2 separate regions of the Homo sapiens genome follow, and region 2 is linked to region 1. Evidence: read pairs that join two places in POLR2A ChIA-PET (ENCODE). Cell type or tissue: K562. All regions are shown on one strand. Links, peaks and the distances in the headings refer to the core of each region. The heading gives the core; the rest is flanking DNA.

The links. ChIA-PET counts read pairs that join two places held together with the same protein. Peaks named below come from ENCODE experiments on the same cell type or tissue, not always from the same donor. Only the 100,000 strongest peaks of a DNase experiment are listed, where the experiment ranks them.
Region 2: POLR2A ChIA-PET joins it to region 1 with 6 read pairs; 5 of 35 experiments call an interaction of 5 or more read pairs at or near these places.

What each region holds. Positions count from the first base shown.
Region 1 is chr12:49,551,534-49,556,906 of GRCh38, forward strand. KCNH3 (potassium voltage-gated channel subfamily H member 3) reads left to right here. Exons shown (of 15, transcript NM_012284.3): 11 at 2,804-3,021; 12 at 4,087-4,418; 13 at 4,837-4,943. It overlaps LOC105369761 (a long non-coding RNA gene), which reads right to left and starts at 1,666. Exons shown (of 3, transcript XR_007063298.1): 1 at 1,019-1,666; 2 at 190-403. In K562, for the core only: a CTCF peak has its summit at 2,171 (motif pointing left); DNase peaks (open chromatin) are centred at 198 and 2,188; H3K27me3 peaks cover 1,706 bases.
Region 2 is chr12:49,490,083-49,495,455 of GRCh38, forward strand. SPATS2 (spermatogenesis associated serine rich 2) reads left to right here. Exons shown (of 14, transcript NM_023071.4): 6 at 600-649; 7 at 4,659-4,920. Among named protein-coding and RNA genes, the nearest start is that of KCNH3, 46 kb to the right of the region's middle. In K562, for the core only: no CTCF peak of the experiment used is centred there; no DNase peak of the experiment used is centred there.

The sequences.
Region 1 (5,373 bases), core at 113-5,112:
CCACTGCACTCCAGCCTGGGCGATAAGCGAGACTCTGTCTCAAAAAAAAAAAAAAAAAAAAAAAAGAAAAGCCACTAAAGAGGAGCAGAGCTCTATGGCTGCAAGAGACTATCACCGTGACCCTAGAGGGCGGGGAACATGTGACCGGTGTGGGTAGTCAAGGACTTGTACATGTGGGGAGGTGGTGACCTGACCACTGCTGACGACATCGAATCCTCAGGCAGCCAAGGCACGTGTAGATTCACTGTGGGGACTGCTGAAGCCCTGGGGCTGAGGTTTCTCATTCATCTGGCAATCCACAATCAAGATGAGAAGCAGGAAAGGGCCAGGAAGGTGGGGCGGTGTCACCAGACGCAGCTACTGTGTGTCCATCCTTGCTCCCTTGAAGAGGATGACCTTCCAGCTGGAAACAAGAGGAAAAAAATGCCATCGGGGTCTTAGACCCCAAGAGTGGGGACAGGCTGTTCACACCCTTTGTTTTACATCTTTCATGAGTCCAGCTTTGGTGCCTACATGCGGTTTATGCCAGCATGAGAAAATGGAGTTATGCCAGTTAAGTGTAGCTGGCAATCCTTGGAGAGATTCCGAAGGGCACAAGGACAGATTTTCACCACTGTAGACTGGTGAACCCAAAGCAGGATTGACGAGTGGATTACGAAACAGATGGTTTCCAGCCTGGAGCCGAGGGAGTTGTGTGGCTGGGAGCTGGCACAGGTCCTCTCAGAGCATGCCTTTGCTGGTGCCAGGCACCACGTCTCAGAATAGCCATGTTCAGTGTGCAGTATTCAGTGCCACAAGAATGGCTACAGCCTGTGCCCTGGGCCTTTGCCTCTACAATGTCCCTAGCACCAGGACTTATGCCACCGTTGATCCATCCTGTCACCTTCTATATGTTTTGGGTGAACTACTTCCCTGTTGACTTGGAGGCTCTAGATGCCCTGGTGAATGCCTGGTTCCCCGACCCCAATCATGGTCGGGTTCTCTGCTTTGCCTTCATACCTACCCTCTCCTCACCTACCTTTTTACTCGAACATCCAAGTGCATCCTGTCTGCTTCAGGCAGCTCTGGGTTCTGGCGCTTGCCTCTGTTGATGAACTGCTGGAAGCTAAGCATACGCAAAGTCCGTTGTGAGGAAGGAAGTAGTTTGATGAGCTGCACCTGGTGGGCAGTCTCTGGTCCTGAGACTCTGCCCTCGGTCCTGTCCTGTTTCTCATTTTCTCCCACCTCTTAGATGAAGACAAGAAGCACGTGCTTATTCTATTTCAGATGACGCCAATGAAAAGAGAGCACATTCCCCAGATGATCACATTGAGATCCAAACAGCACTCAAAACGACCCAGAAGGATGGCCTGAAACCAAGAAAATCAAGTGTTAAACTATACTTAAGTTGGGGTGCATTCTATACTTAAGTTGGAGCAAAAGTCCAGGAACATGTAGAGGAGACGTGAGCTCAGTGTGTGCTGCTGGCAGTGTGAGGTAGTCCATAGCAGGGCCATCCTTTTTGAAACACTTTCTAACAGTCTGAACTGCCTGGCGGTGGTTGAGCTGCCTTGAGGGTAGTGAGTGCTCTGCCCAAGCCCGGACTGCGTGCCTATCCCTGTTGGAAATGAATTTTTTTTTTTGAGACCAGGTCTCACTGTCGCCCAGGCTGGAGTGCAGTGGTGTGATCTCGGCTCACTGCAGCCTCGACCTACTGGGCTCAAGTGATCCATCCACCTCAGTCTCCAGAATAGCTGAGATTGCAGGTGCACACCACCACACCGAGCTTAATTTTTGCTGCTGTTGTTGTTGTTGTTTGAGACAGGGTTTTGCCATGTTGCCCAGGCTGGTCTCAAACTCCTGAGCTCAAGCGATCCTCCTGCCATGGCCTCCCAAAGTGCTGGGAGTCATTGTGCCTGGCAGGAATGATTTATAGGGGGTTCTATCTGGGAGGGAAAGGAAGAAAATGATTTCTTTTTGGTCGTCTTTGTGTGAGGCACTTTATCTACATTAACTCTAATTTAGCCTCAACATGTCCCTGGACAGACACACCCTATTTCATTGATTCTAAGACACACATCTCACCCACCCTACCCAATCTAACATCTCTGAGATTACACCGCAGGCTCTAATTGATGCCATTTAATAATTACTGTCAGCCAGGTGGCAGTCTTAACCTGCCTGTGGGAAAACCTCCATTGACCCCTTCTGGTGAGATCAAGAATATTCCCTAGACTCAGTTAAATGCAGCATCTCTTGTAGAGCAGAGGCAGCTAGGGCTCAGGAAGGTAAGCCTGGCTGCCTGGCATTTTCCCTATGCCACACAGGGCTCTAATTTGCTGGTTCCAAACACTGATTCCTGGACAAGCTGCATCTGAATCACCTGTGGGACTTAAAAACAATCAGACTGTGGGGTCTCCCATAGATACTGTGACGCTGTAGGTAGAGATAGGGCCTGGGTGTTTGTTCTGACTTTTGCAGGGGATTCTAATCAACATAGCCAGCTGTGAAACACTAGAACTGATGTTCAGTCTCTCTCAGGGCTATAATTCAGGTTTTCTGGCACAGTGGTTTTGATCCTGAATGTGTTTGAGGGCCTGGGTCACAGAGCTCTTTACCCCAAGCCCATGTGGGAGCCAGTGAGACAGGCTGCAGGCGTCAGGCCATGTCCCAGGCCTCTTTGCTCCTCTCTCTGCTGGCTTCAAGGCTTCAGCTACAGAGGCCCAGCCCAGCTCTGAAGGGAATCTCAGCAACCTGCAGCCCCCTCTTCTCTCCTCATGGCTGAAGCTCTCAGGGCTTGCTGACCTCTACTTCCTCTCCCCAGGGAAGGGCGACCTGATCGGCTGTGAGCTGCCCCGGCGGGAGCAGGTGGTAAAGGCCAATGCCGACGTGAAGGGGCTGACGTACTGCGTCCTGCAGTGTCTGCAGCTGGCTGGCCTGCACGACAGCCTTGCGCTGTACCCCGAGTTTGCCCCGCGCTTCAGTCGTGGCCTCCGAGGGGAGCTCAGCTACAACCTGGGTGCTGGGGGAGGCTCTGCAGAGGTGAGTGTGCTGAGTATGTGCTTGGAGGGGATGGGGGTGCCAGGGAGCCTGGTGAAGTGGGCAGAGGCTGGGGATGGTGGAGAGCTGTGTGTGAAGTGTGGCCTGGTATGAAAGCTCCCACCTTGGGCAGGGGTCTACACCCTCTCTGCCCTTCCACACTCATGTGCCCAGCCCAGCATGTGCAGCCACCCCTGCCAGCTCTCCTTGGCCTGTCTGAGGCAGCCTTACCCTGTCCAGAGGAATCTTAGTGAAGGTAGATGAATGCATCAGTGCTGGCACAGGGAGGGGTGGCTCCTGGGGGTCAGGGGCTGAGCAGGGCAGAGACAGGCACCAGCTCTTCAGGTTGCTTCTGAAGAGAGCCTGGTGGCCCCCTGTGTTTTTTCATGGTGAAACAGGATTGTTCTGAGGGGCTTTTGAATTTCCCTGGATTGTCACTAATTCCAAACCAATTTTTAGCGCCGCATTCTCTTGGATAGTTTAATTAGGCTGAGGGACCTGGTAGAGGAGTGGTGGTGTCCGTATTTGGCTAGAATTTTGAGAGGTAGTTAACACCTCCAGGGCTTTGGTGGCTTTAGATAGATTATAGATTAAGATAGTATCATCTGGCCGGGCGCGGTGGCCCACGCCTGTAATCCCAGCACTTTGGGAGGCTGAGGCGGGTGGATCACGAGGTCAGGAGATCAAGACCATCCTCGCTAACACGGTGAAACGCCGTCTCTACTAAAAATACAAAAAAAAAAAAAAAAAATGAGCCGGGTGTGGTGGCGGGCGCCTGTAGTCCCAGCTACAGGCTGAGGCAGGAGAATGGCATGAACCCGGGAGGTGGAGCTTGCAGCGAGCCGAGATCACACCACTGCACTCCAGCCTGGGCGACAGAGTAAGACTCTGTCTCAAAAAAAAAAAAAAAAGATAGTATCATCTATAGGACCTTCAGTTAGAATAGATGTTGGCTATTCTAACAAAGATGGCTCATCCCTTCCAGGGTAGATGAAGCCTTGGTAGGGGAGGTGAGTGGGACACAATAGTGACCATCCATGCCGATTCCCTGTCCCTCACTATCCCTAGGTGGACACCAGCTCCCTGAGCGGCGACAATACCCTTATGTCCACGCTGGAGGAGAAGGAGACAGATGGGGAGCAGGGCCCCACGGTCTCCCCAGCCCCAGCTGATGAGCCCTCCAGCCCCCTGCTGTCCCCTGGCTGCACCTCCTCATCCTCAGCTGCCAAGCTGCTATCCCCACGTCGAACAGCACCCCGGCCTCGTCTAGGTGGCAGAGGGAGGCCAGGCAGGGCAGGGGCTTTGAAGGCTGAGGCTGGCCCCTCTGCTCCCCCACGGGCCCTAGAGGGGCTACGGCTGCCCCCCATGCCATGGAATGTGCCCCCAGATCTGAGCCCCAGGTGAGCAGACCCTAGGCCCCCGTGGCAGAGATGGTGGTGATGAGGCTGAGGCCCTGGGCAGGCGCACCCTGCCCTAGGTGCCCATCTAACCATCTTAACTCCCGCTAGTCTATGTGGGCCAAGCCTGCCTCCTCCAGGAAGCCTTCTGTGCTCCTCCTTTCTCCTGCTGTCCCACTCCACTGTGTGGTGTGTGGCACACGCTGCTCTGAACTCTTGCATCTCATGCTGCTCAAGCTTGGCCCCCCAGCTAAACTGTAAGCTCCTAGGGGAAGGGACCCCATGTTAGCTTTCTCCTGGGCTCCTGGTCAGTTCCACGCTCCTGCAGCCTGTGTGTGTGGACGCTGGGGCATCCCGTCCCGTATGACCCCACAGTGGCTGCCTGTCCATTGATTTGTTGTCCTGGTACCTGGGTTCACAGGGTAGTAGATGGCATTGAAGACGGCTGTGGCTCGGACCAGCCCAAGTTCTCTTTCCGCGTGGGCCAGTCTGGCCCGGAATGTAGCAGCAGCCCCTCCCCTGGACCAGGTACCAGGGCCCCGGGATGGTCTAGGTTGGTGGGGCAGCCCCTTTGCCTTGTGAACCTCAAGCACTGTTGACCTCTGAGCCTTCAATGTTAGAGAAACTGGCAGACTGCCTGGAGGCCGTCTCACCCCACTACCCCTTGGTGTCGTGCGGGCAGGGGAGTTTGGTGGTGAAGACCAGCACTTTAATTTCGACGCAGCCAGGAACTGGGTTTATATCCTTGCTCTGTCAGCTTTCTAGCAGTGTGAATTTGGCTTCTCTGGCCCCAGCTTCCTGTCTGTAAAAAAATGGGTTGATGTTTACGTTATATAATGTAACTGAAAGCCTTAGCCCAATCTCTGGCTAACTGAAGGGATAGAGGGCTGGGGATCCAGGGGTGAAAATGTCTCCAGGCCAGGGAAGTGGACAAGGTAATGAGCTCCTAGGAATGTCC
Region 2 (5,373 bases), core at 92-5,091, 61 kb before region 1:
TATGAACCTTCCTTCCATGTAACCTGTTGGAGAAAAACTATCTGAAGCTATTGCGTCTTTGAATAGCAACATGAGGTTAGGTCTCCCTGTTTTTATTTTCCTGAATCTGCCAACATAGGATGCACAAGTTTGAATGTTGTAAAGTTTTTCTTTATCTTCATCTTTTTAAAAAATAATGTTAGTGTTTTGGTCTAGGGTAATGTGCAGCTGTCTCCAAAACAACATAGCCAAGGTGGGTGTGTAACTGGAGGGGAAAGGATGGCACACTTGGCTAAAACCAGTGTGCCATCCCCTTTGTATTTGGTCTAAGATGTATGGATAAGAGAATCTTCAAAATGGCCCAGCTACATTAGTCTCTTCTTAGAAGAACTTACTGAGGAAATTACTCGGAGAGGAGGGGTCTAAGTAGGCAGGTATTCCAAAAGGGAAGCATGGCATGATTATCTCATTACATTACTTTAGACCTGATCCTTAACTTTAACTTTTCTGTTAGGAGCTTTGTAAATTCTCCAGCAATTACAAAATGGGAGGACACTGACTCCTGCTTGACTACTGTGTGTGTGGTAGGAGACAAAATCTGTAATTGGTTTCTCTTACAGGTAGTGCCAGTGAAGTACTCAAAGAATGGACAGTAACAGGCAAGAAAAAGGTAAAATGAATTACATTTAAAAGCATGATGATGTGTATATTATTTTTAAAAATTTAGGCTCTGCAAAAATATTTGAAAGAAAAGGTTCACATACATATCTTCTGTTTACCTGGTTAAAAAACATCTTTGGCCAGGTGCAGGGGCTCACACCTGTAATCCCAGCACTTTAGGAGGCCAAGGCAGGTGGATCACTTGAGGTCAGTGGTTCAAGACTAGCCCGGCCAACATGGTGAAGTCCCGTCTCTACTAAAAAATAGAAAAAATTAGCCAGGTGTGGTGGCACGTGCCTGTAATCCCAGTTACTCAGGAGGGTGAGGCAGGAGAATAACTTGAACCCAAGAGGCAGAGGTTGCAGTGAGCCGAGATTGGGCCACTGCATTCCAGCCTGGGTGACAGAGTGAGACTCCATCTCAAAAAAAAAAAAAAAATTCTTCGACCTTGAAACATAGCTGTGTCTCACAGAGTACCACACAGTCCTCTCCGTGTGATTTAAGGCAGGAAACAGAATGACTTTGCCATGGTGCAGTTATTAGACGGGTGAAAAAGACAGCAAATCAAGGAAAGCAAGAGAAAGCGATCTAATTGAGTGGTTTTCAACCATATTCATACCATAAATCAGTTAAAACAGTTCAGATTTTTGGTCGGGCAACTGGGTTGTAGTCCTGATATTAATGAGCTTTGACATAAAGCTGTTAGGTGCTGGCCAGGCACGGTGACTCATGCCTGTAATCCCAGCACTTTGGGAGGCTGAGGTGGGAGGATCACTTGCGCCCAGGAGTTCAAGTCTGGGCAACATGATGAAACCTGATCTCAAAAAAAAGGCTATTAGGTGCCTTGCAGAGGGGTCTGATGTTCCACTTTGAGAGGTAGAAAGCACTCAGGCTATGGGATCAGTCAGAACTGGATTCCTACCCTGTTCCACTATCTACTGGCATTGTGACTGATATTGCTTAACATTTGTGCCTTAGTTTGCTCATCTCTAAAATAGAAAAATAGTTCTAATAAATACAAATACATAATACAACGCCTAACATATTAGTTCTCGTTCCTTTCTCCTTATTTACTTAAAATCAGATGCTTTTCCCAAAGGATACCAGCTGGTCTCAAAATTCTTCCCACAGCTCTGCACTGTAAAGGTAACCCCTTTAGGAAATGCTTGAAGTATGGATTTTAATCAAGTATCTCTGTGAAATCTGTTTGGGGTGTTCTTTTCTTTATTAAGTCAGTGCTGGAGTTCTGAAATGCTTTCATCATGACTCTTACATCACTTTTTAGGAGTCCTGTCAGGTCTTGAACAAAAACCAGGCTTGGCCTCAGTGACGCTTGAGAATTTTTTCCAAGGGTTACCTAATACTACACAGATTCTTCTGAAGCTCTTCATACCTGTAGTTTTGAATATTTGTTTAACTTCTTCCTGCTGCTTTCAACCTGTTACATAGATAACTGTGAGTGTCCTGGAAAACACCAGTTTCTTTTTTTTCTTTTTTCTTTTTTTTTTTTCTTTTTGAGATGGAGTTTTGCTCTGTCGCCCAGGCTGGAGTGCCGTGGCGCGATCTCGGCTCACTGCAGCCTCCGCCTCCTGGGTTCAAGTAATTCTCATGCCTCAGCCTCCTACGTAGGGCGGGACTACAGGTGCGTGCCACTGCGCCTGGCTAATATTTGTATTTTTTAGTAGAGACAGGGTTTCACCATGTTGGCTAGGCTGGTGTCGAACGCCTGACCCCAAGTGATCTGCGCACCTTGGCCTCCCAAAGTGCTGGAATTACAGGCATGAGCCACTGCACCCAGCTAACACCAGTTTCTTAATTTATTAGCCCAGGATTATAAGTTACTAGTGATATAAGATGTGCATGGACCTGGAAGAGGATGTGTGTTAGAGACACAGACATTCCTTAAAATTTGGAGAAAGAAATATGACTTCAGTTTAGCAGTCCCAAATGCACAAATCCAGTCCAGTCCACTTAACTGTTGGGATTAGTCCAATAGGATGTGACTCTGAGTGGGATAGTTATGATATACATGACCCAATGATATGAAAACTTAGCCAGTTCACATGGGGGAAAGTAAGAAAAAGAAAGATGAGGCCGGGCACGGTGGTTCATGCCTGTAATTCCAGCATTTTGGGAGGTCGAGGCAGGTGGATCACTGGAGGTCAGGGGATTGAGACCAGCCTGGCCAACATGGTGAAACCCTATCTCTACTAAAAATACAAAAAAATTAGCTGGGTGTGGTGGCACATGCCTGTAATCCCAGCTACTCGGGAGGCCAAGTCAGGAGAATTGCTTGAACCTGGGAGGTGGAGGTTGCAGTGAGCCGAGATTGCACCATTGCACTCCAGCCTGGGCAACAAGAGCGAAACTCCGTCTTTAAAAAAAAAAAAAAAAAAGAAAGAAAGAAAGATGAGAGCTGTTAAGGCAAAAAGTTTATCTAGAGTTCAATCATGTTTCTGCTGGAGAGGGTCACAGAAAGGACTTGGGGAAAAATTGATTCAGTTATTATCAGCCTAGCCTTAGGAATAGAATTAGGTGTTGCCAGTGGAGCTACGAGTTTGACAAAACAAAAGGTAAAGGACTTTTGTTTGTTTATTTTAACTTTACTATTTGCCTATGCAATATACTCACATGGCTCAAAATTCAAAAGTACAAGAGTTAATACACTGAAACATCTTTTTTTTTTTTTTTTTAATTTGAGATGGAGTGTCACTCTGTTGCCCAGGCTGGAGTGCAGTGGTGCAAGCTCAGCTCACTGCACCCTCCACCTCCCAGGTTTAAGTGATTCTCCTGCCTCAGCCTCCCGAGTAGGTGGGATTACAGGCATGTGCCATCACATCTGGCTGATTTTTGTATTTTTTATTAGAGATGGGGTTTCGTCGTATTGGCCAGGTTGGTCTCAAACTCCTGACCTCAGGTGATCCACCTACCTTGGCCTCCCAAAGTGTTGGGATTACAGGCATGAGCCACTGCACCCACCCAATACACTGAAACATCTTTATCCCATCCCTGTTCCCCAGCCATTTGGTTCTCCACCCCCAAGGCAAACAGTATTTTCAATTTCTTATATATCTTTCAAGATATTTTATGCATATATAAGTAAATAAGACCATTCTCCTCTTTGCCTGCTTCCTTTTTTCATGTAATATATCTTGGAGCTTATTCCATGTCTCAATATATAAAGAGCTTTCTTGTTTTTATGGATACATAGTCATCCTGCTGTTTAGACGTGCCACAATTTATTTAAGCAGTCGCCTATTGATCAACATTTGGGTTGTTTCTAATCCTGTGCTGTTAATAGTGATACTGCAATGAATAACCTTGTGTATATATAGAAATCACTTTGCATATGTGTTATTCTCATCTTGAATAAATTCCTAGAAGTAGGATTGCTAGTCAAAGAGTATGTGCATTTGTAATTTTGATAAGCATTACTAGATTGTCATGGAGAGTACCACTTTGAACTCCCAGAAGTAATACATGAAAATGGCTGTTTCTCTATACCCTCAACCTTTATCAATTCTACAGTGTTAACATACTTTTTGACCTTTGCTAATCTAATAAATGAAAAATGATAATTGCAGTGCAGTTTTAATTTATATATCTCTTATTAGACTGAGGTTGCATATCATTCTATATGCTTATAGCTTATACTATTTTTTTCTATGGGATTATTTTGCTTTTTCTGAGAACTCTGTATATATTTAGCTCTTTGACTATAAGCTGCACATATTTTTTTCACATTTTGTAATTTATCTTTTGATTTTGTTGAAGGTGGGTTTTGTCATGAAGAAATGTTTTATATTTATGTGTTTGAGTTTATCTAAAGTATAGGATTTCACATAGTAAAATTTTATTTTAGGCAATAGTTCAGCATATGTGAAAATATTAAATTTCTGAAAGAACATACAAGAAATTGGTAACATTGGTTACCTTTGGGTAGCTAGAGTTACCTCTCTAGGTTGTGGGGGAATCTTTTCTTTCTTTTCTTTTCTTTTTCAAATTTTTAATAACTTTAGAACAAAAAGAAGAAAAACAAACCGAAACCTGCCGCAGAACCAAGTAACGGCATCCCAGATTCCAGTAAATCAGTTTCCATTCAAGAGGAACAGTCTGCGCCTTCCTCAGAGAAAGGTGGTATGAATGGCTACCATGTCAATGGTGCCATCAATGACACTGAGTCTGTGGACTCACTCAGTGAAGGTTTGGAGACACTTTCAATAGATGCCAGAGAATTGGAGGATCCCGAGTCTGCCATGCTAGATACGCTGGATAGAACAGGTGAGTTTATTAACAGATTTTGAAAAAGTTGCATTCAGTTGAAAAACAGGGTTCTCCTCGTTGAGAAAGTGATCAATTAAATCTAGTTAGTCTTTTTTTATCCAGTGCTTGCTGATTAGTCTTTTTACTTTTTAGTTTTTGTTACTTTTTGTCTGAGTCACATTTTATAATTATCAAAGGCCTAGAAAAAAATACAATTCTTTTTTTTTGAGATGGAATCTCGCTGTGTCGCCCAGGCTGAAGTGCAGTGGCGTGATTTCAGCTCACTGCAAGCTCCACCTCCTGGGTTCACGCCATTCTCATGCCTCAGCCTCCTGAGTAGCTGGTACTACAGGCACCCGCCACCACGCCTGGCTAATCTTTTGTATTTTTTTTTAGTAGAGATGGGGTTTCACCGTGTTAGCCAGGATAGTCTTGATCTCCTGACCTCATGATCCACCCGCCTCAGCCACC